Linked DNA regions of Homo sapiens: all the other regions are linked to region 1. The links are chromatin loops, found by intact Hi-C in ENCODE. Cell type or tissue: B cell. All regions are shown on one strand. Links, peaks and the distances in the headings refer to the core of each region. The heading gives the core; the rest is flanking DNA.

What was found. A loop is a pair of places that touch in the nucleus more often than their neighbours do. Peaks named below come from ENCODE experiments on the same cell type or tissue, not always from the same donor. Only the 100,000 strongest peaks of a DNase experiment are listed, where the experiment ranks them.
Region 2: it touches region 1 in a loop (38-fold over the local background); 77 of 110 quality-filtered maps call a loop at or near these places.
Region 3: it touches region 1 in a loop (21-fold over the local background); 27 of 110 quality-filtered maps call a loop at or near these places.
Region 4: it touches region 1 in a loop (7-fold over the local background); 17 of 110 quality-filtered maps call a loop at or near these places.
Region 5: it touches region 1 in a loop (16-fold over the local background); 78 of 110 quality-filtered maps call a loop at or near these places.

Annotation. Positions count from the first base shown.
Region 1 is chr5:41,853,199-41,859,890 of GRCh38, reverse strand. It overlaps OXCT1 (3-oxoacid CoA-transferase 1), which reads left to right. Exons shown (of 17, transcript NM_000436.4): 4 at 6,337-6,472. Among named protein-coding and RNA genes, the nearest start is that of OXCT1-AS1, 13 kb to the left of the region's middle. In B cell, for the core only: CTCF peaks have their summits at 2,852 and 3,059 (motif pointing left); a DNase peak (open chromatin) is centred at 3,050; H3K27ac peaks cover 321 bases.
Region 2 is chr5:42,053,662-42,060,353 of GRCh38, reverse strand. No RefSeq gene overlaps it. Among named protein-coding and RNA genes, the nearest start is that of LINC02996, 120 kb to the left of the region's middle. In B cell, for the core only: CTCF peaks have their summits at 2,908 (motif pointing right) and 2,918 (motif pointing right); a DNase peak (open chromatin) is centred at 2,913.
Region 3 is chr5:42,580,429-42,585,428 of GRCh38, reverse strand. All of the region lies in intron 2 of GHR (growth hormone receptor), which reads right to left. Among named protein-coding and RNA genes, the nearest start is that of GHR, 160 kb to the right of the region's middle. In B cell, for the core only: CTCF peaks have their summits at 1,783 and 1,985 (motif pointing right); a DNase peak (open chromatin) is centred at 1,978; H3K27me3 peaks cover 426 bases.
Region 4 is chr5:42,002,692-42,007,691 of GRCh38, reverse strand. It overlaps a transcript of FBXO4 not described here. Among named protein-coding and RNA genes, the nearest start is that of FBXO4, 80 kb to the right of the region's middle. In B cell, for the core only: CTCF peaks have their summits at 1,768 and 1,967 (motif pointing left); a DNase peak (open chromatin) is centred at 1,971.
Region 5 is chr5:42,764,178-42,770,869 of GRCh38, reverse strand. It overlaps CCDC152 (coiled-coil domain containing 152), which reads right to left. Exons shown (of 9, transcript NM_001134848.2): 4 at 1,205-1,273. Among named protein-coding and RNA genes, the nearest start is that of CCDC152, 11 kb to the right of the region's middle. In B cell, for the core only: CTCF peaks have their summits at 2,977 and 3,177 (motif pointing right); a DNase peak (open chromatin) is centred at 3,169.

The DNA.
Region 1 (6,692 bases), core at 797-5,796:
TTACATATATATATATATATATATATTACTATACTAGTCAGGTATAATAGTTTTTTGAGAGCCCAATGGTCAGTCTATCACTCTAAAATGTCTGGTTGTGTACCAATGACTTTGAACCTCAAGATAAAGGCAGTGACCCCTCTGCTGTGCCCTTGTTCTTTGTTGAGGAAGCTGCAGCTCTGAAGGAGTTAATAATCAGATGTAGGCCATGAGCTGATTATGGACATTCCCTAGGATTTAGTTATTTTGTCTGGGAAGGGCTAACCAATTCCTGGGATGTATACTTGAACTTCTGTGCTCAGCTCATGAAAGATTTCATTTGTCTCATGTAACTACAGAAGTCCTCCCTTATTCGAGGGGCCTGTGTTCTGAAATCATGGCTAATACTCAACCCAATTGCTGTCAATGGGAATGTATTTCTGTTTGTCTTCCACCCACAAATTTAATGTCTTTTCCATCTTAACTAAGCTCTTATTATGCTCTGTGGCTATAACTTTTGCAGTTTGAGATATGACAGCAAAACTAGCAGATATTTTTCTCTTTCTTTGAAATTTAATGGATAAAAGATTCATTCTTACTTAGATCTTTCACTTAAAGGAAGCACTTTATGACCTCTTTCTGGCATATCCAAGTTGCCTGCACCACTACTCTTGTGTTTTGGGGCCATTATTAAGTAAGATAAGGACTACTTGAACACAAGCACAGCAAAGACTGCAGCAATCTATCTGATCACCATCATGGCTACTAAGTGAAGAACAGGAGAGTAGTATATACAGTGTAGATGTGCTGGACAAAGGGAGGATTCACACCCCGGGCAGGATGGAGTAGGATGATGATAGCTCATCTCGTTACTCAGAATGGTGCAAAACTTAAAACTTATGAATTTTATATGTCTGGAATTTTCCATTTAATATTTGTGGACTGCAGTTGACTGGGTAATTGAAACCACATAGAAAATGAAACTGCAGATTGGGTGGGGGATGGGGAAATTACTGTATGTCATAAATTAGCCTTATATTTAAATGAAGCATTTTGTTTTTGGTACTCTTGATATATTAAATATAATTATCTAATCCAGATTTAAGTATGTCTAAAATGAAAAGTAAACAAAAGAAATACAACTTGGTAAGTGATCCCAACTTTATTTTTGTTTATCTTATTTTGACAAGAATTGCCAATTAATGAGATTTCAGAAAATCAGCAAATTAAATTTCAGATTCAGAGCATGGAAATATTTCCAGAACATTGTCTCTGATGCGGTATCTTTTTGCTTTATAATAATGTGTCTCATTAATGAATTCTTGGCCTTAGACTTTTTCTAGTCACCAAAATGTTTGAAACCCAGGTTTGTTATGATGCAGGAAAAAGATCACATCTCTCTTTAGTATGCTAAAAAATGTTGGCTACTAAAGGAAAGCACCCATCTTTTTGAAGGTCTTATCAGCATTGTCTTTAGTATTAAAGAGCTATAAGATGGTTTAATATACATGTCTCTATTAGAAATGATATGTTCCCCATTTGCAAAAGATCACATCTATTTTTCTTTATCTTGTAAGCCTTTATAGGTAAGGGACTTGTCTTACTAATTTTTTATCATCAATGTCTGATAATAGGTAAGATATACACTTGCCAAATTTGGGTTGTAAAGTATGTGGCAAGAAACACTCTCATTGTAAGCTGACAGCATTTTCAAGACCTGAAGAACTGGTCAGGTAGTGCACCTGGGGCTAGCGTCTTATGCACTGCTTGATTGCTATGCCAGGATACTAGTCTAAAAACAAAGCAAAGCCCATATAAACAATGATTCTCAGAGCTAACAAATGAATAAAGAGATGTGATCTCCAAATAGAGCCAACTTAAAATGGGTAATGGGTTGAAAAGCCAAAGAGATCCAGAAGACAGTAGTTAGAAAAATTCCCAAGTCAATCAGTGTCCAACTATATTCTGGCTTTACTATGGGCCTGTAGGAGTTTCAGATATTTTAAACTACAGAAAGTAAAATGGATCATATCTACCTTCATGAATTATTTTATTACAACTTTATTAGTCTGGGCTGTAGATGATATCAAACGTAATTGAATTTTCTGAGTGGTTGAGGAGTTTACCAAAGGGAGCCTTTTCAGTGGAATGGTCAGGGATGAGGGAAAAATGAGTAATAAAGAACACTGGAATTTGTATTGGAGGGGTGCTGTTACCAGCCCCAGGTCTGAAGGAGTGAAGGCAGGGAGCTGTTACTAGGACCTGGAAGAAAGCTTTATGGAGGGGGTTATCCAATAGGCTGTAACTTCTCAGGGAGAGAGCCAGAGGAATATAAATCCCAACATTTTCCCCTCACCCACATCCTCTTGATGGTGCCTCCCATTGGGTGAACCCGGTCAGAGTGGCTGAACCCAATCAGAAGCCAGAGGGCAAGGGGACCCCTCAATTTAGTCTACAGGGCAGCCATCTGAGGTCCAGATGTTGGAGGGATGGTGAGGCCAGGAGAGGAAGAGAAGTGAGCCAAAAGGAGAATGGGTGGAGTGAGGTTGGGGACATCAAAGGGCAACTGATCACATGGGACCTTGCAGGCCACTCCGGAGACCTTTAATTTTACTCTGAATGAAAGTACCATCACAAGGGTGTGAGCAAGAGCAGTGATATGTTCTGACTTACATTTTATATGGCTTGCTTTGGCTGCCATGTTGTGTGGGAGGGGAAGCAGGGAGGGTTTGCAGTACCCTGGCAAGATAGTGCAGAGTACCAAGGAGAGAGTGAGAAATGGCCAGATTTTGAATAGGCTTTGAAGGGGGAATCAGGATTTCCTGATAGATTCAATGTGGAGTTTGTGAGAGAAGTCAAAGATCGCTGCGTTAGTTTTGGGCTGAGGATCTGTAAGGTGAGCCTGCCATGAGGTGAGATGGGAAGGCTGCAGTGGAGTTGAATTTGGGGGAATAGAATTGTGGGGACCTAGCCAGGTACTAGGAGTAGGTTAAAAACTCAGAAGGCATTGTGTGCATTGAGAGTAATGGGAAGACAGCCCTTGAACAACGGAATCCTTAGGCCTCTGGTGACCTCTAGTGGACAAATGTATTCTTAACTTGCCGGGCATTCTAGCTCAAAAGTACACTCTTGAAAATGCTTATGTTACTTAGGCATTAGTTTTCTTTTGAACCAAGTGAGAGTAAGTCATGCAGCTATTTCTTTTCTACCCATGGTGGATGGGAAATCTTATCAGATTCAGCATTTGAAGGCTAGGGGTGCAAAACACGTTGAGTAGGAGGTTGACAGTTACCTGTTACCTAGACACTTTGAAGTGTTCATTGTGTCAGGAGTGCCGGGGGTAGGAAAGAGGTTTGGAAATGAAATTCTGAGAATTGGGAAGGAATCAGCTGAGCTGGAGTGGTCACTTGTCGGTGTGAGGAGTATGAGAGTGGAGAGTGGAATGAAGTTGGGAGAACAGGTGGCATCAGGAGAAATGTCAGTGGTTTGTCACATACTTAACACCTTTCCAGATCAAGTAAGTAGGCGTCACTAGTGCTTGTTAATTTCCCCCAACCAACTTTCTTTATATTCCATCACCAAAGCCAGAATTCTGGAGTGGGTCTGCAGCTTCATCAGGATGGGCAACAAGTCTTATGAATTATTTCCCCCAAAGACCCTCTTGATTTCTCCCTTCTCCATTCCCATTCCCACTGCTCAGACTCTCACTGTTGGTTGTTTGGACTACTTCGAGCCTCTTCATTGATATCCCGGCCTTTCATCTTTCAAGCTTTCCAGCTAATCATACTGTTATATTTCCGCTTAAAACTTTTTACAGGGACTTCCTGTCTTTCAGGATGAAATCCCACAAGGCTGATCACAACTGGTCCTGCCTTCTCCCCTCCCACATGCTGTTGCCCTCAGTCCATACTCCAGGAACACTGAACATGTAGTTTCCTGAGTGCATCTTTGCAAAGCTGTCTATCTGTCTGTTTTTCTCTACACCTCCACCCCACACACTGTTCTCGAGATGTTTTCTTTTTTCCTATGTCTGTGTAAGTGCCACCTCCTGTAAGATTTTTTCTGCTATCTTTCTCCTCCCCAAAAGTTGGGTTCTCCATTTTCAGAATTATCACAATTTGTGCCTAATTCCCTTAGCATGTCTCTCCCTCTGTTGTAATTATAGGTTACGTGTTTATTTTCTCAGTTTCAAAGCTGCCCAGGACCAGGTCTTATTCATGATTGTAGCTCCAGAGCCTGACACAGGGATAGAATAAGCACTCAGTAAGGGAGTTTTAGATGAATTAACAAACCTGTGGTAGAATAAGCACTCAGTAACGGAGTTTCAGATGAATGAACTGTGTAGATGACACAAGCTCTGTAGGGAAGGAACCATCAGAGCACTAAAGGAATTAGGAGGGAGAGATTGTAAATAAAAACTTCTGTTTCTAGGAAGCACTCTGGTCCTTATCACTACATTTCTGTCTCTTAAAAGGCTTTCTTGAAGCATAGTATGGAGTAATATAGAAAAGTGAACATCTCATAAATACAGTTTGATGGAGTTTTACAAGCTGCACACCCATGTCATCAATGCCCAGATAGATAAATGGAACATGACCAGTACCCCAGGAAGCCCTCTTCCTGCTCCTTCCAGTCGCTGTTCTCTTCTCCCACTACCAATATTAATCGTTAGCCTTACTTTTGATTCTCATAGATTTGTTTTGTCTGATTTTGAACATCATATTAAAGGAATATTTCAGAGTATAATCTTGTGTCTGGCTTTAGCTCAACATTATTCTGTGAGATTCAACCATTGTTACTGATGGTTATAGATGAGTCATTCTCACTGCTATACCCCACTTCATTATGTAGTATGCCACAATTATCTATTTTGCTGATGAGCATTTGGGAGGCTCCAATTTTGGCCATAATGAACAGTGCTGCTATGAATTTTCTTGCACATGTCTTGTGATGAACCTAAGTATGCATTTCTGTTGGTTATAGACCCAGAATGGAATTGCTGACCCATAGCATATGGATATATTGAACATTAGTAGGTACTAACAGTTTTTCCAAGGTGGTCATTTCAGTTTAAATTCCCCTTGGCACATATGAGAGTTCTGATTGTTTCACATCTTTGTCGAGACTTGGTATTTTTTTCTTTTTTAGCCATCCCTTCATGTTTGTGGTGGTGTCTCATCATACTTTTTGCCATTAAAAGTGTTTTGCTACGAAAAATACTTCCCCATTAAAACAATTTCACCATTAAAAAATATTTCGCCATTAAAAGATATTTCGCCATTAAAAATATTTCACCATTAAAAAAAAATTTTGTCATTAAAAAATTTCACCATTAAAAAAAGCTTAAGGTCAAGTATTCTTATCTTAGAAATGTTTTATTTCTCTAGTTGGTTAAAATATTTCTGACTCTTGAATGGAAGATGATCTTCAGTCTTTAAGGTGACTGAAATGGAAAAATAATTCATTCAGTTATCTATCTTGTTACATTGACTTTGCTTTAAATTCTAGGCATATTTTGCTTTGAAAAATAATAGAAATAAAGAAAGGCATAAACCTGGAGACCTTCACCCAATGAAAAAATAAAGTCAACACTGTGTATACCATTTCTAAGAATAAATTGAGCGCCAGCTTTAAAATAATAAAGATATTAAACTATAGTATATATAATTTAACAGATACAGGATTATTGTTTCCACTTAACACTCTTCACTGGCTTGTGATTAATTTTTTTTTTGCTTGTTTTTGTTAAGAATGTGTAAATCTTCTTGAGCAAAAGATTTATGATATAGGGAAAATGTTCATAGCTATTTATAATTTGGGTCCACATTTCAATGAGCATGTTAATCTCTCTTTTAAATACCAGAATGCCCCTCTCTCCTTTTTAGAAGTGAAAGAGCTTCTCCATCCAAATCTTCATTTTGGGTCAGTATATTGTCACTGCATTTATGTGTTCCTTCAAAGCATAGGACAAGAACCAATTCATCTCTTTGCTTATCTTCTAACTCAGAATCACTCTGCAGCCGTGAAAATAACAAAAGGTGCGGGGTAAAACTGTAGGGTTGACATGGGTGTGAATATTGGCTGTATGTCCCTTACTGCCCAAGACCTTGCCCTGTGCATGCCCCGCTCCCACAAAAAAATAACTTAAACTTCTTGACTTTTAGTTTCCTCAACTGTAAAATAAAAGGATAGCTACCTTGCAAAAGTTTTGGGGTTATGGGAGACTAAGAATGTGGATCAAATGCCTATAAGAAAGGATTTATTTTTCTTTAAATTAACAAAGTTTTATCTCTTTAAAAAGATGTAATAGTGTTCTGTCAGATGCTCTTTGGTAAGCTCCCTTCATTTTCCTTCTAGGGTTGACAATTTTGGTTTGGGGCTTTTGCTTCGGTCCAAGCAGATAAAACGCATGGTCTCTTCATATGTGGGAGAAAATGCAGAATTTGAACGACAGTACTTATCTGGTGAATTAGAAGTGGAGCTGACACCACAGGTGAGAAAATTTGCTTTTCTTTTATAATACTAACTTACTTTAAAAATTCCTTTTTTCTCCGTGGAAATTTCTTTGTGCAAAAGAGGTAAGGCAGAAGGAATAGTACTTTGCCAAACCAGGGAATTTTGTTTCTAACTCACACCTGTTGATTGCTGGAGGATTAATATTTTCTTCTACTGTGTACTGAAAAAAGAGATATTTCTAAAAGATATCCAGGCTG
Region 2 (6,692 bases), core at 933-5,932, 200 kb before region 1:
TGGAACACACAGGCTTGAAGGATGAGTGCAAGGTTTTGCTGAATGGTGGAGGTAGAGCTCTGCGAGATGGGTGGGAGCCAGAACGGGGGATGGAGTGGGAAGGTGGTCTCCCCCTGGAGTCGAATCGCCCAAAGGCCCCGACCACCCCTGGCCAAACTCCCCTCAATGTCCCAACATCCCTCCTTTTCTCTCTTTCTCTGCCAATTCGTTCTGCTGCCTCTGGTATGCTGGTCTACTGGTCTCGATGTTCAACTGCTTGTGTGTGTGCCTGATAAAGTCTCAGGTTTACATGGGCACTGGATGGGGGGTGTCGCAGGCCAGAGTGGTCTTGGAAAACGCAACATTCGGGTGTGAAAAGAGAAGTGTCTGTTCTCACTTAGGTCTGTGGGCACAGGCCCAAGGGTGGAGCCCTCTCCAGGGATTCGGCCCTTCTGTACCTAGCACTTCCCTGGCCTGCTCTCATATCAAAATGAGTGCCTGAGTTTAGAAAGAAAGCATGGTAGCACAATATAGCAACCCCTCGATTGCTCAACCAATTTTTCAAAGGCTTGTTAAATACTTCTAAATATAAATTATCTTATAAGTAGTCGATCTATAATCTGACTTTAAGTAGTTGATCTATAATCTGACTTTAATATATTAAAGTGAGGTTGTCTGAACTGTTGTGAGGGTTAAATAAAATAATACACATAAAGTTCCTGACATATGTGAAGTACTAATTAAGTTGCAAATATAATTATTTTGTTCACAAATGCAATTTTCTAGGCATGATTTCAACAAAACAAACCCAAACAGGTTTATACTATACTCTTCAGGTTATCTAACCACGTTTTTTGGTTGCTTAGCAATGAAGGACAAAAAAACAAAGCTACCAGTGTGACTAAATACGTAATTCATATGATTGGAATTTCAGACCTTAGAAGTTTTTCAATAGTAGACATTGTCCTAATTGTGAAAATGGTAATAAACATTCCAAATTTGACTTTGCACTCATATTGAAATATGTTCCTAGGTATAAAGGCTACACTATGCTTTCGCAGTATTAAGTTATTTGGAAGGTATTTTCATAAAATAAAATTTTTGCTTATTATTGGATAAATTTAGGCTTTAATTTTCCATTTTAAAACAATAAAATGTATCAGGATCATGTGTTGTTTTTATTTTAATTATCTTGAGTTAATGGGTAAAAAACAGAGGCAACCTTCATGTGTTAATAAATATTTGACAAATGTGAAAACAATGTTTTCAGAGTACTTCAAGGAGACATGAGTAGAACTGAGCAAAGGGGAATTGAGTGATGAGAGGGCACACAGTAGCATAAGCAAGCTCTACTCAGAAAGACTGACATTATGGTAATCAATCCATATATTCATTGAGAACAGATATACCACACTGATTCTAGCTCTGCAGGTACGAACTTGAAGCATTCAGTAGCAGCAAGTGTAGTAATGAGAATATGAAGAATATTTTGTTATAGATTGTTAAATTATTTTGACATTATAATATGGAGTACAGCATTGAATTGACTGGCTCATTGAAATGATGCTAGAGTCATTTTAAAATTGTGTAGTGTTTAAAAGAAAAAAATATCAACGGTGTTAGTGACTCAGATGATGGTCCATAATAATCAAATTTAAGGATTCAAGTTAACCACAAGTAAAATAGAAACTATCCAAGCATATTTTTATAACATTAAACTAAATTTTAGCAATTAATTAAAACATCATTTGTCATGCCAAATTAATTTGAATGTTGTTAATTTTGGAGTTTCCATTGGTATCAATTTACCAAAGTACTTTGTTAAAGACTTTTAGTAAAAATAACTTTAAATTTAACCAGAATATAGAATATTATTATTTATGGCTGGGCATGGTGGCTCACGCCTATAATCCCAGCACTTTGGGAGGCTGAGGCAGGCAGATCACGAGGTCAGGAGTTCGAGACCAGCCTGGCCAACATGGTGAAACTCCGTCTCTAATAAAAATACAAAAAATTAGCCGGGCATGGTGGCTACTAATCTCAGCTGCTCGGGAGGCTGAGGCAGGAGAATTGCTTGAACCCAGGAGGCGGAAGTTGCAGTGAGCAGAGATCGTGCCACTGCACTACAGCCTGGGCCACCGTGTGAGACTCTGTCTCAAAAAAAAAATTATTATTTATTATATCTTAAGGAACTCTCATTAGAACCCCCCAAGTTTGTTAGAAATTTTTGAAAACTTTTTATTAAAGTATGACATGTTAAATTTGCTTCAAATTTAAAGCAATATGTGAGCTATAACCATAATAGATATAAAAAATTAATATATATTTTAGCATTATTACAATAAAAATAATTTAAGTCAAAGCTAGGAGTTCTCATGGATGTTTTCTTTGAAAAATAGTCTATTATCTTACTCAATATAAGAAAATTTTTGGAAACTTAAATGTGTTATATTGCTAATATTAAAGCACATGTCAAACTTAATGCTTGTTTTCCTTAAAAAAAAATGTACAAAACTGCTCACAACCTCAAGATTTAGCTTAAAAACCAGAAACTCTGTGAAGCTTTTCCTGACATCTACACCACCACAGTTAAAAATAATGAGTTCATCACTTCCTGTGATTCCTACTCAAATTTTACATCTCACCCTCGGAATCTATCAGCATACACTGTTATGCTTTGATAACAAAGGACCACCAAATCCTAGCAGCTTAAAACGACAATGGTTTCTTTCTTTTCACATGAACGTCTGTCAACTGGTAGGTTTGCTATGTACCATCCATTTATTCCGCCCTCAGGCTAATGCAGCAGCGCCTTTCTAGAACATGCTTGTCACCCTGGCAGAGAGCAAGAGATCTCTGGATGGTCACCCACCATCAACTAAATGCTCCAGCTCAAAAATGACAGGTTAATTTCCGCTGTCAGTGGCCCCATCTAACCACAAGGTGGCAGACATGGACATGCTACCCTGTGCCCAGAAGGGGTTGAATTTGGCACAAACTCCCACACTGCAGGTAAACTCCTCTGGGAGGTAGGCCTTAAAGGAATCACCAGAATCTTGTCAAGGGGATTATCACATTGATTAATTTCTTAGTAAGAACACTTAACATGAGATATACTCTCTTAGCAAATATTTAAGTGTACATTATTGTTGACTATAGGTACAATGTTTCACAGTAAACGTCTTGAGCTTATTCATCTTGCATAACTAAAATTTTATGCCTGTCCTTTGTTCATTGCAGCACCATTATTCGCAATAATCAAGATGTGAAAACAACCTACATGTCCATCAACAGATGAATGAATAAAGAAAATGTGGTATATAAACGCAGTGAAATAATCTTCAGCCTTTAAAAACAAGGAAATTCTATAATACACAGCAGCATGAATGAACTTTGAGGACATTACGCTGTGTAAAGTAAGCCAGTCATAGAGACAAATACTGCATGATTCCTCTTATATTAAGTATCTAAAATAGTCAAACTCATAGAAGCAGGGAGTAGAATGGTTGTTGCTAGAGGCAAGGGGGGTGAGAAATAGGAGATCTTTTTTTTTATCAGAGACGAAATAAAAAAACAAAAACCTTCTTTTTAATTTCTCGTGTTAAATAGCCTGTATTTGCCTTAAATAGATGAAATAGCCTCTGCATACAGCCAATATGTAAAGTGAAAGAAGACAGACACAAGGATGACATTCTGCATGATAACATTTATGAAGTTCAGCAAGATGTAAACCTCATGGATGGTCATAGAACACAGAGAGGTGGGCAGCTCGGGCGCAGGGCTGACTGGGAAGAACACCTCGTGAGGAGCTAAGAAAGTCCTGTCTCTTGATCTTAGTGGTAGTTACATGGGTATATACATACATAAAAATTGATCAACCCCTTTAAGATTGGACCTTTAAACATGTTCTTCCTTAAAATAAAGGCATTTACAGCTACTTGAGAGGCTGACGCAGGAGAATAACTTGAATCTGGGAGGAGGAGGTTGCAGTGAGCTGAATTAGCGCCACTGCACTCCAGCCTGGGTGACAGCAAGACTCCGTCTCAAAAAAAAAAAGGGGGTTTCAAAATTTTCTCATGTGTAGAACTTGGACTGAGAAGAAATAAGAGATCCATGTGAATCCATCTCTTGTCTAACATATTGTTAAGGAAAAAAAAAAACACTGAATTGGTAGCTCAAAGAAGAAAACTCTTCAACAAGAATTAATATAAGAAAGTAAAAATTGGTGTACTTGGGATGTTTCCATAAATTCTATAAGCAATCTTTTTCTTAAGTGATTTCAAATCACTCTCATCTTCAATAGAAAGCTATATCCAGCCAATACATTTAATCAACTTTAAAGATACTCTAATGTAGTTGAAAAGAGATGCTTCCTGGAATAGGCTAATAGAAAAAGCCAGCTTGTCAGGAACCCTTGTCAATAGACATAAAGTTTTAAACAAAATTATTGATTCATATGCAGGACTAAAATGCACATGTTAAGGGGACATAAAGTTCTGTTATTTTATTAATAAGTGGGAAATATTCTTAATAATTCTTCCTTATTATGAAATCTTTATTCCATATACCACTGTTTATTGAGGTCCTTGAAAATCCAACCTTTCATCCTGCGTGGTCTTTGTAATTACTTAAGAAAATAAGAACCATATTTGGAGATTAAGTCCTTCTGGAGAAGAAGTAGCATATATTATATAATAATTTTAATAAAGAAATGTGCGTTACTTTAGAAATTAAATGTATTGCGCATATAAAAAATAGCCCAGTCATTTTTATGTGCCAAATAAAACTAGCTGGTTTCTTCAGATTATTTAGTAGTTTACAAACAATGATCCATCTTAATGGTTCTCAAATGTGTTCAAATGGCAGCGACATCATGAGACTCTTCAAAATATTATAATCTTTGTACAGCACTTTGAAATTTTTATATTTAATTCCTTAACACAAACCAGGAACTACTTTCTTAGCAAAAGAAACAAAAACAAACACTAAAATTATATTATATATGTAATAGATAGTCATAATCATTAGTACACACACCCTTTGAAAAGAAAAATGAATTATCAAATTAATATGTTGAATCATTTTCAAGTTTTTCTGTATTTACTCATTTGCTACTTTTAAGTTTTAACTCTGTTATTATATTATTTATGAAACAATGAGAAAATTCGTATCATTCAATTTTAGCCTCAGAACATTTTGTTTCAAATTACAGAATACCAGACTGCTCTTGCTTGGTTTCGTGGTCAATGATAAGAAATGGAAATCCTTTTCAGGTTTACTGTAACCAGTGAGGTTTTCTTAAGATTTTATTTTATTTCAGTTTTCTTACTGCAGTGAAGTTAAGGGAGTTTAGCATGTATTTACATATAAAGGCTATACTAAGAAATATCACAGGAGAATGGTCTCCAGTATTTTTCTTACTCCTATACTAGCACAAAGAATTTTGGCAAACTGTACCTCTGCACATTTTTAACTTACCAACTAAGATGTTTTATCATAAGCTTAAATAATTGCAAACAGTATAATTTCTGGTATGTTCAAATATTGACATGTAAATAAAACTGTTAAATCTTTCTTTTAAATATATCCAAAAAAGATATAAATATCATTGTCAGTTTTAATATTTGAATTAGCTCTTTTATAAGAGTCAAAAATTTTACAATGCTCCCTTTTCTGCTTGTACCTTGTATTTCTATTAACTTTGCCTGTAGAATTTTACCCAAATCAAATCTACTTTCATATTTGAAATTCTTTTGTTAATCTATCTTCTTTGGCACAAAAATCTACACACAGACATACACACACACACACATATTATATATATCAAAATATTTTTTTTAATTTTAGACTATAAGGCTGTGTTAAAATATTTCCTCTAGATTCAATTACCAGTTTAATTATTAGTAAAAAATTAGTTATATAACAAAATTATAAATACTGATAATTTTAAACATAGAAAAGTAAAATTTTATTTAAAAAACGTAAGTCTGTGGATGTGGCTGTTTTTTACAATTGGTTCATTATAGTTAAATATTAGCCATTTCTAGAATGAGCTAGAGTTGAACAGACATTTCATTTCTATTATTCATTTTTATAGACATAAGTGCTGAGAAATTATATAGATGGAAATGAAAGGAATTTTGTGTACCAATGTCACTCAATTATTTGAACTGCTTTCAAGTTACATGGTAAAAGTCACATACTAATTGTATTAGTTAACTATCACACTGATCTATCAACAAAAATTATTTTTAACAGTATCATTAAAAAAGAAGAATTAGAAGCCACTTGAGTTGCAAATGAAATAGTTACACACCATGACAGCAATATACATTTTCCAATTCTGTAAAGTATGCTCAGATGGACTTATCAAGACTATAAAATGACTCTTAATTGTACTTTTACTTTTTTACGTAGAAGCAAATTATTTGAATTGACACACTCAAAAAGAGTTGGAAAAAAAATTTTAAATGCTAATTTCAATACACTTTAGCCGATATAATTTTTGATCATACATTTTTATTTTATCATGTGTTTTAAATATATTTTTGCAAAAACATGGCACTATAGATTTAACTCTTTCAAATTATGGAAAATGTCTGTCATGTAGCCTAATTAGCAGTCACCATACTGCTTCCTTCTTTGACTGCTAAAAATTTCTATACTTTGGATTTTCTGTCAACCTGTATCCTCTTTGGTGAACAAATATAGCT
Region 3 (5,000 bases), core at 1-5,000, 730 kb before region 1:
CATCCTAAAACTCAAATTCACACACATAAAATAAGATGTCATTATTTACACAGGACTATTTGTTTTATAAAAGGCTTAATCTAGGGTCCTTTTACCTGTAACAGTTTAGTGTTTGTCTATAGGCTATTTATGAACCAGAAAAACTACAAGAAAGAAAACCCAATGGAAGGAATCCTCTGAGCTGAGTATCAGAAAGGAGGGCAAAACATCATTCATGCAAGCCAGTGGAAAACCAGATCCTACCAATAGCTATTTAATTTTAATTAACATGATTTTTATCTGACTATTCAGGGGCTTAAACTATTGCACAAATCAAGGTTCAGCTCATACAGCTGAAAGGATACCTCATCCTTGAGGAATCCTTTGGACAAGCCTGCTCAATTGAGGCACAACTGACGTTCATAGAACTGTATTTACCTGGCCAAGGTAACAAAATTTTTAAATGGTCAGAGAACAGGGAACTGGAATCCAGATCCTAAGTATTACTCTTTCCGCTCTTTACCAGTCATGCAGAGAATGAAGGGTATGTCTGAGACTGAAAGCAAATTTGCTTACTATAGAGAGCTGTATTTTCTACCATCAAAGAGAAAGAAGGCAGTTCTGTACATGCACGTGTGTGTGTGTGTGTGTGTGTGTGTGTGTATACATTCTAGTTAAGAAGCTGAATAATCTGTATGAGTGTTCTAACAGCAATAATGATATGCAATACTAAGAAAAGAAAAATCAGCCAAATGAAATCTTAGATTGTTTATGATACTTAAGGAAAAATATATTTATAACACATCACTTACCATGATATTAACAATCAAGGATAAAATTATGAAAAACCACTACACAAAAAGGGTTAATAATTGTGCAGAATGCTGTGGGGGAAGACACACACATACACAAAACACACACACGGTTTATGTCGGTGTTTGGAGTACGAGTTCTGCCCTATTGGTTAACATAGATAACTATTTAGTTTCTTCAAAGCTTGAGGGAGTATACGGCATCTGCCCTGTGAAATCTAGTCTCAACTTTGCATCAGTGCTGTGGCTTTTGCTGTCTTTTCCTCCCACCCAAACTTACCTGCATTCCTGCCATGTTCCTCTGCTAAAAGGAGTAATTGGAGATTATGCAGAGACACACTGATTATTAAACATTCATTTAAAAAAAAGCTGAATGACTTTTGCTATAAATTTAGTACCTCGAGCCTTAATAACATTTACCATGCAAGTTATTATTTATTACTTCACGGAAGACTAAATAATCACTAAACACCAAAGAAGCACATTAAAAAAAATACATAAGGGTTTTCCATCAGCCAGACCTGAGTTCTAGTGCTAGCTTTTCCACTTGCTTTGTGACATACTACAATCTTCTTAAACTCTCTTAACTTCAGTGTCTCCTGGAAAAAAGAAGACTACTAACGGACCGCAAAGAGACTTGGAGGAACAGTAGGAGAACACAGTGTCCTTTACATTGTCAATTTTCAGTTCATGTGAATTCCTTTCACCTGGTGACTGGAAGCTTCTAAACTGTAAGAATTTATATATATATATATATATCTTTATTTAAAGATATATATATCTTTATTTTTTGCAAGATTTGGAAAATTCAAAGGTTAGGGAAGGCAGGAAAGAACCACCTTCTTTTGCAAGAAGAAGAATTTGGGTAAATGACAAAAGAAGAAAATGAGGGACAAAGAAACAAAAATATCCCAAGGGTAATGTTTTCCAGGTAGATTTTTGAAACCTTTAAAAAGCCCTTGAATAAATGCCAGGGTCTTTACAAAGTTCTGCTCTAAATGTAACTTGTGTGCAAATAGTGTCCAAACAGCTGGAGGCCATCCTAACGATTTCTGGCATAGCTGTAGTCTGTAGACATCATGCTGGGGACCTGCGCTGACTTGTGTGAACTGGCCAGCTCAAACTGGTCACTTTCCTGCTGTTCCCAGTTAAATATTTTGCTGCTTGTCAGCACTTCCACTAGAGGGCAGCAGGTGGAAAGAAGATGTCAAAATAGATTAATGCCGATGTTTGGCAATAGCAATTGTCAAGGTGGAACGCAAAGTAATGGGGGTGCAAGGGCCTAGTTGACTGAATGGAAAAGGTAAGATCTTGAGTAATTAGTGGGTTTCCATTTCTAAGTGAAGACAGAAATGGGAGAGGAGAAGGAGTTTAATGTCAGTAGAAAGCTGAAGCAAGGCTTCCCAAACTGGTTAATCTTCAGACTCATGTTTGGAGGTTTAGTCAAACAAACAAGCACACCTAACACAGAAAACACTCCAGAGCATCATTCTGTTGCAGGATTCTTCAGGTCTTGCTTTTCCAGCTGGAAACTTTTGTGTTTCCTTTTTGTGGCTGGTGGCACATTTGCCCAAGTTTTGCTCGGGCCCAATGGGCTTGTTCTGCCAACGGCCTGGTAGGCTATGCTCGGGTTGCGCTACCAGCCTGGACCCCATGCCTGCCAAGGGCAAGCCAGGCGTGGAGCAATGAGGGATACGTGAGTGGGTAAGCATGGGGTTCAGCCACTGTGTACAGCCAGGTACACCAGCTGCCGTGGTGGGGTGAGCAGCTCCAGGCACCAGCACAGGCACCAGCTCCATGCAAGCCTGCGGCTGCATCTGATGTACGCAAATGGCTTCCACCGTGGGCAACTGCATCTGGACGAGGGGAATGTGGTGACGCCTGGGAGCATGGAGATGACAGAAACCGCAGAGCCCCCAAAGAGGGTGTCACACAGGTCTGGGCTCCCCAAAGGGCTGTAGCTCTTCTGTTCTTGTCACCTACAATGTGGTGGGCAGGGAAGGCATGTCTCAGCCCTGTTCGTGTTACAGCTCTTTCAGTCCTGCTATTAAGTGGGTCCTGAGTTCTTGTCCCACATCCAGGAAGAATGAGATACACAGACAACTGGAAGGTGAGCAAGGTGAAGAAATACTTTACTGAGTGACAGTACAGTTCTCAGGAGACCTGAAGTGGGTAGCTCTTATCCATAGGCAGGTCATCCCGACATCTGCCCGAGTTTGGATAAGTCCAGGGATTTTATGAGATCAGAAGGGAGGAAGGGTGTGCTTATTGGTCCATGGGTGGCTATGGGAAGGCCTGGATAAAGCACCATAAGTTCTCACTCCCAGCCAAGGACTCCACCTGGAACTGATAGCTCAGCCACAAGGCTTCCGGCCATCCCTGGCTTGAAGGTGGAGCTTCACTGGGGACTGGCCTCTTTCTGCCCAGGAGCCTGTCTGCCTTCTGCCACCATCTACATGTCATCCACAGCACCCAGGCTGTTCATGCCAAGGGGCGCCTGCAGGCCTGCGCTGAACCACCCCTTAGTGCCCTCTCAGTCTCCCTCCCATGCTGGTTGGTGTCCAAAGTCCAGAGAGTGCCTATGTGCCAGGGGGCTGGTGTGTCAGCACTGCTCCGAGTGTGTGCACACCTGACCAGGTCATGACAGCATCCAGGCTTGGCCATGACTTTGCTTCACCCCGGAGCGGGTGCTGGGTGCAGGTGCAGGGAGAGGCCAGGGAGTGATAGCAGGCACTTCCAAGCCTGCAGGAGCAGGGGGTGCTTCCTGGGCCCCCGAGAGCACGGGGATGCCCAGGTCTAGAGGCACAGATGGGCAGCTGCAACTGTGCCTGAAGAGCACTGGGCTTCAGACCTGCCAACTCAGAAGGGTCAGGCTTCCCACCTGGCAGCTCTGTGGAGGGCACAACCACAGCCGCACCTCCCCCACTACAGCCGGCATCTTCACAGCAGCGGCTCCAGATGGGCCGCTGCTGCCATCAATTCCAGATCTTCCACATCAGAATCTCTATGTATGAGGCTTCAGAATTTGTATTTTTCAGAAAACTTCCAGCTTATTCTAAGGAACAGCCACAGTTGGTCTAATACAGGACCTCTGAGGTCCCTTCCAACTTTCAGAAGACCAACTTCACTAACATAATATATGCTTAATGCAACCTTCAAATTAATGGCAAACTTGTCTATTCCACTAGCAACCTGTCTCTAGAGAAAGAAAGGGCAGAGGTAACTAAGATTTCTACAGTGTGGACTGCAACTTACAGTTTTCACAATTCCATAACAGACACAATCTCTCTTAACCGTTTAATCCTCACAACAAGCTTGCAAGTAGGAAAATTCTAAAACTCCACTGACAGTTGGAAAAGCAAGTTCCAGTGAGGCTGCCTTAGGGTGGTGAGTCCAGAAGCCATGACTTTTGACTGGAGTTTATTCCTCTCCATCATAATGTGCAGTGCCTTTTCAATTCCGTTCTGACTCTGGACTTATAAACAATCTTTTAATCAAACAATTTAGAGGAGCTCTAAGAATGATGGCCAAGTCCAAGTTATGTGCAGAATAAGAATGGAAACAAGCATAAGAAAGAGATTTGTAATGGCAATCAAGAGACGCATCCTCATCTTTTCTGCTGGTGCTGCAGGAAGCAGAAGGAAAATACTCAGTGGTAATTTTCAAGGAATACGAAAGATGAATGAAGGTGGGTGAGGAGTCAGGGGCCACGCTTCTGCCACTGGAGAGAGGAGAGTGATTTTATAAGGGTCTTGTCTGAACATAATTCATAAACTTCAAAATCTTCTTTCTGCTGAGGACCACTCTGCAGTGAGGGAATAAGCAGGTATTTCCTATTTTGTCATGTTTCAAACAGATTTTCAAATAAATTTTTTCAACTAAAACACTTGCTGTTAAATGCCAACCGATTGAGAAAAACACACTAGAGAAGGAGGTTGTGTGTCTTGGTCCTACCTCTGACAGTAACTGCTTGAAATCTTGGCTACATCGTTTAATTCTCTGGGCCTCGGCTTCCTCATCAGTAAACAGTGAGGACTGGTCCTGAGGCTTCTAGCCAGAGAGATCACAAAGATATTTAGTTTAGTTTCAATTTATTTTTAATTAGTTTCTAACATTTAGAACCTAGGAGACTCATATAAAATATTAAAGATCAACTTTTGGGTATACTCAGATGAGGAACAAATGGGGCAGTTTTCCATAGCTCTTTCC
Region 4 (5,000 bases), core at 1-5,000, 150 kb before region 1:
GGATCACCTAAGAATCAAACGTTTATTAGCTCTAGGTGAAAGTGAATGTTGCATTAGAACTATTGGAATTGTCCAACCTGTGAAAGCTACAGAGATTAAGCAAGGGACTGGGTACTCAGATTAATCAAGGAGTGTTTGCAATAGAAAAGTTTTCTCCCTCAGGAGTAACACTTATCTACGGATAATATGTAGTTAGTAGTTATTAAATACTGTGTCTAAGAAATAGAAAGAATATGTATTTCTGCCCCTGAGTAGTTTGCAAATTTACACGTCTTAGAAGATGGCTAATACTTTTTAAATTACTTTTAATACAAATTATTTGCAGATCTTTACATCTCAAAAGAGGTTAAGAATCTAAAGTCAATTCATAGGCAGTAAAAATATGATAAAAATGAAAATATCATAAATCATTCATAAAAAGTACAATATACATTGTTTCATACTATTTTTTTAGAGACAGGGCCTCACTCTGTGTCCAAATGTCCTTTTTTTATAAAGACATCAGTAACATCAGATTAGGGCCCACCTTAATGACCTCACTTTAACTTGATTACTTCTGTAAAGATCTGCAAGTAAATTTCCAAATAAGATCACATCCTGAGGTAGTAGTGAGGCTTAGGACTTCAACATAAGAATTTGGGTGAAGGGAGGCAGTTCAACACATAATAAGTATTGTATCCCTCCCAAAAATATATAGATATATATAATATTGATATATATCATGTTTATGTATATATGTCATGTATATATATGTATGTATGTGTGTGTATATACATATATATATATATATATATATATATATATCAGCATGAACCTTAGGAATGTAGGCAAAGCTCCATTTTGCAAATGTTTTATCTTAAAGCCTTGGCTATATTCTGCAAAGCATTTCTTTGTGTATCTTCAACAGAACCAAAGTGAAGGAGAATCACAATTAATTACTCTGAAACTGATGGTTTGCCTAAAATTTCTCTATTACTACCCAATTTGCCCCCAGCAATACTTTCCACAACCAGTGTCAAACAAAGGCTATTAAGACCCTTCTTCCTTTCTTCCTTCTCAACTTTCTTCAAACTTCATATTTACACATTACTTGATGAGTAACAGTTTAGACAAAAAATTGACTTTTTAAATGTAATTTTTCGCTGTACTTTTAAAGGAAATTTACTTATTGCTATATACTATTTCCCACTCCATGTTGCCAAGGTGTTTAGATCATAGTATGTTACATATATTATTTTATGTAAAGTAACTGCTGTTTGGTTTAACTATTTGTAGCCTAACATAATTCTTGCTTATAGGTAGGTACTTTGATATATTGTAGCAGCATTTTAGAAATTAATTAGGGGTCCTTGGCATGATATAAAACACATTACAGTTTTTCTCCTTTAAGATAATAGAAAATAAACTTTTGGTTAGCATTTCCATGAAGAACTTCTGGTTTTTAAAAATTATTTACTGATATTAAGAGGAAATGTCAGTATTTCTTGACTAGTGAGATGATAGAAATGTAGTAATTGAACTGTAATTTCGTGAAACTGATTTTATGAAAACTCAGGCAGTGCTTTCAGCTTAGGCTAAGCTAAGCTTTTGTATCTGTGCACCTCAAAAATATGTCAACATATGTCAATATATTTTTGAGGTGCATAAATACAAAAGAGCCAAACATTTGGGAACACTAGTTACATGATAGCACTCAATATGGAAAGAGGGGAAGAGAGGCAGGGCTTCATCAGTAAATGTTAGGTCACAGGGGGCCTTAGGATCCAGGCTAAGGGGTTGAAAAGTTACTGATAGGCAATAGCGGGTCACTGGTTTTTTTAAAGAGGAAATCTAAAAAGTTTGCTTGGGTGATAGAAGAGGAGGTCAAAAACAAATAGAACTTGACCACTGTGGCTTCTTTTAAATAGAAATGAGTTTAAAAGACTTGGTTAAAAATTCTCAGTTGCCCCCTACTGGTAAGGAAGGGGTGATACAGCACAGATTTGATCAACTTCTGTACAGCTGGAATAAAGCATGGAGGAAACCCTCTTCCTCAGAATGAAATAATGCCAAAAATATATTCAAGCAAAATAATCCCAACAGTTAAGAGCATTATTCTCTGAAAAGTAGCCAATATGCAATAAAAGTTCAGATGGAGGACTCAGAATGAGAAGAGAGATTTCTTCAGTGATTAGAGAATATCAGCTGAGTTAGGAACTTGTGGAGAAAGGAAAAATATAAATCTTCATTTTAAACACCTTCAGAAATCTGAAAATGGTTTGTAAATGTTTTTATAGTCTTTCACTTCAATTAGCTTTCAAGATAAGCCAAGTTGGAAGCACTGCATTAGAGTGCAGTTCAAAATCCCTCCTAAGAACTGTGCACGTATAGCCATCACAAAGTATACTTATGAAGCAAATAAAGTTTATAATTTGAACTTTGAACAAGGGAGAACAAGGTAAAACTCTGTTTCAATTTCTTAGAAAGAGCTTCACTGTTATATTACATCAGAAGATGAGTCCTCTCCAGCAACCCTCAGGTTCTCCGGCTGTATCTTCTCTTCTCTACTTTGCCTTCCTCTTCCAAGATGTTTTATTTAGAATAAAATAACATGGAACATGAATGGCTGAAAGTTTGGAGATGATGAGGTGAGAGAGAAGCATTATATTACCCACCCCCCTGCAGCAAGTTTTCATCAATTGTTTCAGGCAATTTGCTAACCAGTGTTGAAAATAACCAGCTATGTGTTCATTTAGATCAATCAATCAATGCCTCCGTCCCTCAGTTTCCACATCTATAAGATGAAGAGGATGAAAAACATGGTTTTAGTGTCCATTCCAACTGTAAATTCAAAAGCATCACTAAGAATTGTAGAGTCGAATGTAAGTTGACCCTAACTCACCACCCTACCTCACCACCGCCCATTCTACAGAAGAAGAATTTGAAGCGTAGAAACTTCTTGTGGTTTGTTTTTTTTATCCTTGTAGCAGAAATTGAACTGGAATCAAGACTGTGTGCTTATGGTTATTCCTACTCAATTCTAATTCATTTTTATCTGAAATAGAAAAGACAGCCTATATGTCAGAGAGGAAAGAGCTTTGAATCTGCACAAGTGACCAACTTTTCAAAACCAAATAATTTTTTTCCAGTCCTAATGATTTTTAAACTTACATGTATTATTCTATGGTCCTATGTATTTAAACATTTCTGCTATTTTTGTTCATTAATCGATTGAGTATTACATACATTATTTTAGGATTCTAGATCTCTTAAATAGACTTTTTTTACCTCTCGAATATACCCACCTTTGTACTTCTACTCTTCACCTTAAGAAAATTACCCACTTTCTCTCACACATATTATTTTGATCTTTTGTTTCTTAATTTAAAATCAACAAATTTAATGGTTGTGAAAGTTAAATTTGCCAAAGATATTACAATATAATTCTTAAGTTAAAAAAAGTTTCAATAGGTAAGACTGTTTCCAAATGCAGAAGTATGTGTATGGGACATTGGAGGAAGGAAATGGGTGATAAAATAACTTGGAATAAATGATTTTACAAGGAGGTGTCTACAGAAATACAGAAAACCTTGTGATAGTTTGCTCAGAATGATGGTTTTCAGCTTCATCCATGTCCCTACAAAGGACATGAACTCATCCTTTTTCATGGCTGCATAATATTCCACGGTGTATATGTGCCACATTTTCTTAATCCAGTCTATCATTGATGGACATTTGGGTTAGTTCCAAGTCTTTCCTCTTGTGAATATTGCCGCAATAAATATACGTGCACATGTGTCTTTATAACAGCATGATTTATAATTCTTTGGGTATATACCCAGTAATGGGATCGCTGGGTCACATGGTATTTCTAGTTCTAGATCCTTGAGGAATCACCACACTGTCTTCCACAATGGTTGAACTAGCAAGGACAGAAAACCAAACACAACATGTTCTCACTCATAGGTGGGAATTGAACAATGAGAACACTTGGACACAGGGTGGGGAACATCACACACTGGGGCCTGTTGTGGGGTGGGGGGAGGGGGAGGGATAGCATTAGGAGAAATACCTAATGTAAATGAAGAATTAATGGGTGCACCACACCAACATGGCACATGTATACATATGTAACATACCTGCACGTTGTGCACATGTACCCTAGAACTTAAAGTGTAATTTAAAAAATAAATAAATAAATAAATACAGAAAGCCAAATTACAGGCATCTGTGGTAATAAGCTAGCTAGATGGTACGATGTTCATCTATCATTTTTACCAAGCCAACATTCAATTCCTCTTCTGAAAACAGTACCACATTTTCATTTGAATAGCTCTTCCCTCCTTCATTCTTAAGTGTCTGTAGTTAAAAAATTCCATGGTAAGTCTTATGTGTCAGGTCTGGCCAATTACAACACTGCATCCTTCATCACACAAGAGGTGATCCCAAGATAAGCATGTAACTCAAGACAAAGTGAAGTGTTAAATCTCTATTTTTGCCTCAACTCCACAACTTATCTAATTCTATTATTGTCTGAGTTGCTTAAAGTTACTTAGTTCATTTTTTCTCCTTTGAAAAGACTTTGTGATTGTATAATCTATCTCGTTAAATCGTTCTGAGGGTAAAATGGGTAAATACATAACTTATGAAAATGTTTCTAAGCAGGTTACGTTACAAAAACATATCCAATTATAATATGTAAAACTGGAATCACAAAATACATGCCCAACATATATTGTGCCATTATAGAAATACAATCTAAATGTGCTTTATAAGCCAAAATGCAAAATATAAACAAAAGGTGATGGTGATAACATCTCAGCAAGTTTGCTTCTAAGCACCAGGGCATGAGTATACTGAAATTGAAGAAAAATTTATATTATCTGAGCCTATTCATTTATTTAGTTTTTCAAGGATTTGTTGAACACCACTATGTCTCACGCACTTATTGGAGTACACGTGAAGGCAACATTGAAGACATAGATAATATAGATAGATATAGATAATATAGATAGATATAG
Region 5 (6,692 bases), core at 875-5,874, 910 kb before region 1:
AGAATTAACCAAAGAAGGTGAGAATCTTGTACACCAAAGAAGGTGAGAATCTTGTACACTGAAAGTAATAAAACATTGATGAAGGAAATGAAAGAAGACACAGATAAATAGATTAGAAGAATATTATTAAAATGTCCATACTATCTAAAATGATCTGCATATTTAATGCAATCGCTATCAAAATGCCAATGACATTCTTTACAGAAGTAGACAAAACAATCTTAAAATCCATATGGAAACACAAAAGACCTCAAATAGCCCAAGCAATCTTGAGTAAAAAGAACAAACCTGGAGCCACTGCACTACCTAATTTCAAAATATATTATAGAGCTACAATAATCAGAACAGTACAGCACTGTTAAAAAAAAAAAGACATGTAGATTATGGAACAGAATAGAGAACCCAGCTGGGTGTGGTATTTTAGTCACAAGGAAGGGAAAAGTTGTTTTGAGCCCTGGCATTGAAATAGGAGCATGAGTGCCCCTTTTTAACACTCCAAATTACAGGAATCACATATAAGATCAATATTTTATCTCACATATATAAGGTGCTTGTTTTAAAATAAAGGCAGAGGTCTAAGATGAGAAATGCTTATTTGATGTGAGTTTTATGTGGAAGGGGCCTTTAAGGCAATTTAGTCTAATCTCTGATATAGTAGAAGAAAATCTCACAGCCATCACAGCTGAGTCAGAACAGCACAAAATACTTGGTCTGTTTTGTGAATGGTAGGCCTGTTTGATTAACATGATTGTTACAGATAAGATAAGCTGAATGTGTTGACTTCACTTGCACAAATATAGTCTTAGTCTATGACAAAAAAATTAAATGGTAAACTATCACTGTGGTTTAAATAAAAAATTATGGTTTAACTAGTAATATCCACTCTTCAAAACTGAACACAAGATTATTAAAGACCAAGAATGCTACTGAGAATAAATAGAGTTCTAAATTTTTGAAGGTAATAACTATATGACCTATGTAAAACATCCCTTTATGTCACTATCAGATAGAACATGACTGAATTGTTCTGTTCAGGATAACATTTCTTATTTCATAATCATCTAGGAAAGTATTTTTAAGTAGTAAGGAGTCCTCTTTTAGCTGACAAATTGAAATTTATTATCAACCATGTAAAAACTTCCTATTTTTAAAGGTGCTCAAATACACAATGCTTTTTTAGATTTTACTTTTTTTTCTAACTTACCTTTCAAATTCTGTTGATATTCAATGGTCTGTTGTAGCCCTTTTATTATATTATGAAGAGTAGCACATTCTGAAATATAAAAGATAAATTTATTTTAAAATCCCTTGCTTTCATTTTGGAATTATTCTCTCAGTTGAAATTATTAAAATAAAATAATATTTAAGCCAGGCATGGTGATGTGTGCCTTGTAGTCCTATTGACTCAAGAGGCTGAGGCAGGAGGATCACTTGAACCCAAGAGTTCAAGGCTGCAGGGGGCTATGCTCATGCCATTGCACTCCAGCCTGAGTGACAGAGCAAGACCCTGTCTCTAAAAATAATAATAATAATATTTAATTTGAAATTACAAGATATTAATAAAGCAGCCAAGCACCTTAAATAAAATTATATAAAGGAAAAATATAATTTTTTTTTTTTTTGAGACAGAGTCTTGCCCTGTCGTCCAGGCTGAAGTGCAGTGGCACGATGTCGGCTCACGCAACCTCCGCCTCCCAGGCTCAAGTAATTCTCCTGCCTCAGCCTCCTGAGCAGCTGGGATCACAGGCACGCGTCACCATGTCTGGCTAGTTTTTGTATATTTTTGTAGAGACGGCGTTTCACCATGTTGGCCATGCGGTCTCGAACTCCTGACCTCAAGTAATCCACCTGCCTCAGGTGATCCACCCCCCTTGGTCTCCTAAAATGCTGGGACTATAGGTGTGAGCCTTTACTTTTAACTCACTCATTAAGCCAAATGAATTTCAAAACTTGGTAATGACTTTCCTAAAGCACAGAATAGTATGGGTCCTACCATGTGCCTAAGCAATCTCTGCCCTAAGTAGTAAGGCACACCTGCATATATCTGGGGAACTATAAGAAGTATGTCCATGCAAATCTTCCAGGAAAGAACATCCTAAGGAAAGGGAGTCAAATTATATTGTTTTGGTATAAGACAATGTGTGGTACAATTGTGTGGTATAAGACAATGCTTTTCTTACTCTATCTTCCAGTCTATCCTCTTAGTACTTAGGCTTGAGTCTTAGACCAAGAGATTAGCAATAAAAGGAGTAAAAACTCAGTAAGTAGTGTTCCAAGGCTTCAGCAACTGTGCTGCCAATGGCTGCTGACATAATAGAAGATAGAAGTTTCATTGCAAATATTAGAGCCTTGACATGCGCATTCAAGCCTTGACTATAATATTGGTAGCCACCAGCAACAGCCAAGATGGACAGCAATAGTAGTGGTAATTTCATTACTTTAGAAATCCACTTGGCTATTAGGGCTACAACAGCAGAGACTGTTTTGTTTTGCTTACTATTGATTCCTACTGTTTAGGACACTTGTGGTCCATAGTAGGCAATCCACAAATATTTGTTCAGTGATTATTGGGTTGATAGGTAATATCACAGTAAGCTGAAGCAGATAAGGGGTAAGTAGGGAATCTCTGGTATGAAAATAACATATGTTTTGTCGACTGAATGAAAGAACCAATACTGTGAAGGGAGAATTCAAAACTTTTCACCTTTTAATTAGAGATTCTGCACTCAGTCTCATGTACTTTTTCAACTATGCTGATAGAAATGAGAGTATTTTGCAGAAGTTTAAAGCTTTGTGATGCTATAAGGTGCTATTGTGGCTCTTCACTCCTCCCTGCTCTCCCTACCATCCCCACCATCTACTCAAAGTTCCCCTCATCCTCCATTTTCTCTATCCTGCTATTTCCCAGTAAGAGAATAACGGTTAAATTACATTTGACAGAAATTAGCTGAGAATCTGCTTCATGAGTGTCACTGTGCTAACTGATAGAATTCAAAAATTAAAGAGGCATAGACAGACTCTGCCATCACTTGTCTTTGTGCCTTTTAGAATAATGAATCCAGTGATTCATAGAATATAGTAGCTGAAGTTACTTCAGTAATCCGTAAATTGAGAACAGAACCCTGCAACTGAATGTTTCAAAAATGTGTATTTTCAAAACTTAAACACAAGGTGGCTCTCTCACCACATTTTTCTACAATGGAGCATAGATAAATTCTTCACGAGAATACCATTCACTAATTTTGAACAATGGCTTTTAATTCTCTTTGCAAAATTTAATCCACACTGTTTGTTGTTGTTGTTGTTGTTGGACTTTACTGTGTAAGTTGAAAATGCTGGCCTATTAAATTCTTCCTAAAAACCAGAGGTCAGAATATTAAGCTATTTCTTATACTGTATAATTTAGTAAATCAATAATCATTTTGAGCTCAAATGTGGGCTCTAAGATTAACCAAAAATATGAATATTAATATGTATTTCATACAATAGTTGCAAATATTAAAAGCAATTATACATGTAAAGAGTTTCCTGCAGTACTTGATTCTCAATACTAATATTATTACTATCTTTAACTGGCAAATAAATTATTTATCTGTCTGGCATCAAATGCAGAAAATAAAATGTCCATATATCATTCTTTGTTGTTGAATAAATTTGATCATGTGTAGTTTGCCCCTCCTTCCTAAGTGAATTATTACACACTTGGCTCCATAAGTTGTCATTCTTATGACAACTTATGCTTTTTGCTAAGTACTATCCAGCAGAAAGGACATTAGATTTAGAACAAATAAAATTGTATTTCTTAAAAATAATTTTTGTGGTTACATAGTAGGTGTATATATTTATGGGGTACATGAGATGTTTTGATAAAGGCATGCAATGTGAAATAAGCACATCATGGAGAATGGCGTATCTATCCCCTCAAGCATTTATCAACTGAGTTATAAACAATCCAGTTACACTCTTTAAGTTACTTTAAAATGTACAATTAAGTTATTATTGACTGTAGTCACCTTACTGTGCTAACGAATAGTAGGTCTTATTCATTCTTTCTATTTTTTTATACTCATTAACCAACCCCACCTCCCTTCCAGCCCCCCACTACCCTTCCCAGCCTCTGGTAACCATCCTTCTACTCTCTATGTCCATGAGTTTAATTGTTTTGACTTTTAGATCCCATAAATGAGAACATATGATGTTTGTCTTTCTGTGCCTGGCTTATTTCACTTAACATAATGATCTCCACTTCCATCTATGTTGTTGCAAATGGCAGGATCTCATTCATTTTTATGGTTGAATAATACTACATTGTGTATAAGTACCACATTTTCTTTATTCATTCATCTGTTGATGAACACTTAGGTTTCTTCCAAATCTTGGCTATTGTAATCAGTGCTGCAACAAAGAGTGCAGATCTCTCTTTAACATACTGATTTCCTTTCTTCTGTGTATATACCCAGCAGTGGGATTGCTGGGTCCTATGGTAGCTCTATTTTCATTTTTTCAAAGAGCCTCCAGGCTGTTCTTCATAGTGATTGTACTAATTTCCCTTCCCATCAACAGTGTACGAGGGTTCCCTTCTCTCCACATCCTCACCAGCATTTGTTATTGCCTGTCTTTTGGATATAAGCCATTGTAACTGGGATGAGATGAGATTTCATTATAGTTTTGATTTGCATTTCTCTGATGATCAATGATGTTGAGCACCTTTTCATATGCCTGTTTACCATTTGTATGTCTTCTTCTGAGAAATGTCTATTCAAATCTTTTGCCCATTTTTGGATTGGATTATTAGATTTTTTTCCTATAGGGGTGTTTGAGCTCCTTACATATTCTAGTTATTAATCCCTTGTCAGAGGGGTAGTTTGCAAATATTTTTTCCCATTCTGTGGGTTGTCTCTTCACTTTGTTAATTGTATCCTGTGCTGTGCAGAAGCTTTTAAACTTGATGTGATCCCATTTGTCTGTGTTTGCTTTGGTTGCTTGTGCTTGTGGGTTATTGCTCAATAAATCTTTGCCCAGACCAATGTCCTGGAGAATCTCCCTGATGTCTTCTTGTAACAGTTTCATAGTTTGAAGTCTTAGATTTAAGTTTTTAATCCATTTTGATTTTATTTTTGTATATGGTGAGAGACAGGAATCTAGTTTCATTCTTCTGCATATGAATATCCAGTTTTCCCAGCACCAGTTATTGAAGACTGTCTTTTCCCCAGTGTATGTTCTTGGCACCTTTGTCAAAAATGAGCTCACTATAGATGTGTGGATTTGTTCATGGGTTCTCTATTCTATTACATTGGTCTATGTGTCTGTTTTTATGCCAGTATCATACTGTTTTGCTTACTGTAGCTCTGTAGTATAATTTGAAGTCAGGTAATATGATTCCTCCAGTTTTTTTCATTTGCTTAGGACAGCTTTGGCTATTCTGGGTCTTTTGTGGTTCAATACAAATTTTCAGATTGTTTTTTCTATTTCTTTGAAGAATGTCACTGGTATTTTGATAGGCATTGCATTGAATCTGTAGATTCCTTTGAGTAGTACGGGGATTGTAACAATATTGATTCTTCCAATCCAAGAACATGGAATATTTTTCCATTTTTTGGTGTCCTCTTCAATTTCTTTCATCAGTGTTTTACAGTTTTCATTATAGAGATCTTTCACTTGTTGGTTAATTCCTAGGTATTCAATTTTATTTGTAGCTATTGTAAATGGGATTACTTTTTAAATTTCTATTTTAGGTTGTTCACTGTTGGCATATAAAAATGTTACAGAGTTTTGTATGTTGATTTTGTATTCTGCAACTCTACTGAAGTTGTTTATTCTAATAGTTTTCTTGTTGAGTCTTTAGGTTTTTCCAAATGTAAGTCCATATCATCTGCAAACAAGAATAATTTGACTTCTTCCTTTCCAATTTGGATGCCCTTTATATCTTTCTCTTGTCTGATTGCTCTAGCTAGGACTTCCAGTACTATGTTGAATAACAGTGGTGACAGTGGACATTCTTGTCATGTTCCAGATCTTAGAGGAGAGGCTTTCAGTTTTTCCCCATTCAGTATGGTACTAGCTTTGGGTCTGTCATATATTGCTTTTATTATGTTGAGTTATGTTTCTTCTATCTCAGTTTTTTGAGGGTTTTTATCATGAAGGAATGTTGAATTTTATCAAATCCTTTTTCAGCATCAATTGAAATGGTCATATAATTTTTAGCCTTCATTCTGTTGATATGATGTAACACATTGGTTGATTTGCATATGTTGAAGCATCCTTGCATCCAAGGGATGAATCCCACTTGGTCATGATGAAAGATCTTTCTAATGTATTGTTGAATTTGGTTTGCTAGTACTTTGAGGATTTTTACATCAGTATTCATCAGAGATATTAGCCTGTAGTTATTTTTTTTTATGTGTCTTTGTCTGATTTTGGTATCAGGGTAATATCAGCCTTGTAGAATGAGTGTGGAAGTATTCCCTCCTCCTCCTCCTCTGTTTTTCAGAACAGTTTGAGTAGGATTGGTATTATTTCTTCTTCAAATGTTTGAATATACAAGCAAGTCTCCTCCCTCAATCTCCCGAGTAACTGGGATTACAGGCGCCTGCCACCATGCCCGGCTAATTTTTGTATTTTTAGTAGAGACGGGGTTTCACCATCTTGGCCAGTCTGGTCTTGAACTCCTGACCTCGTGATCCACCCTCCTC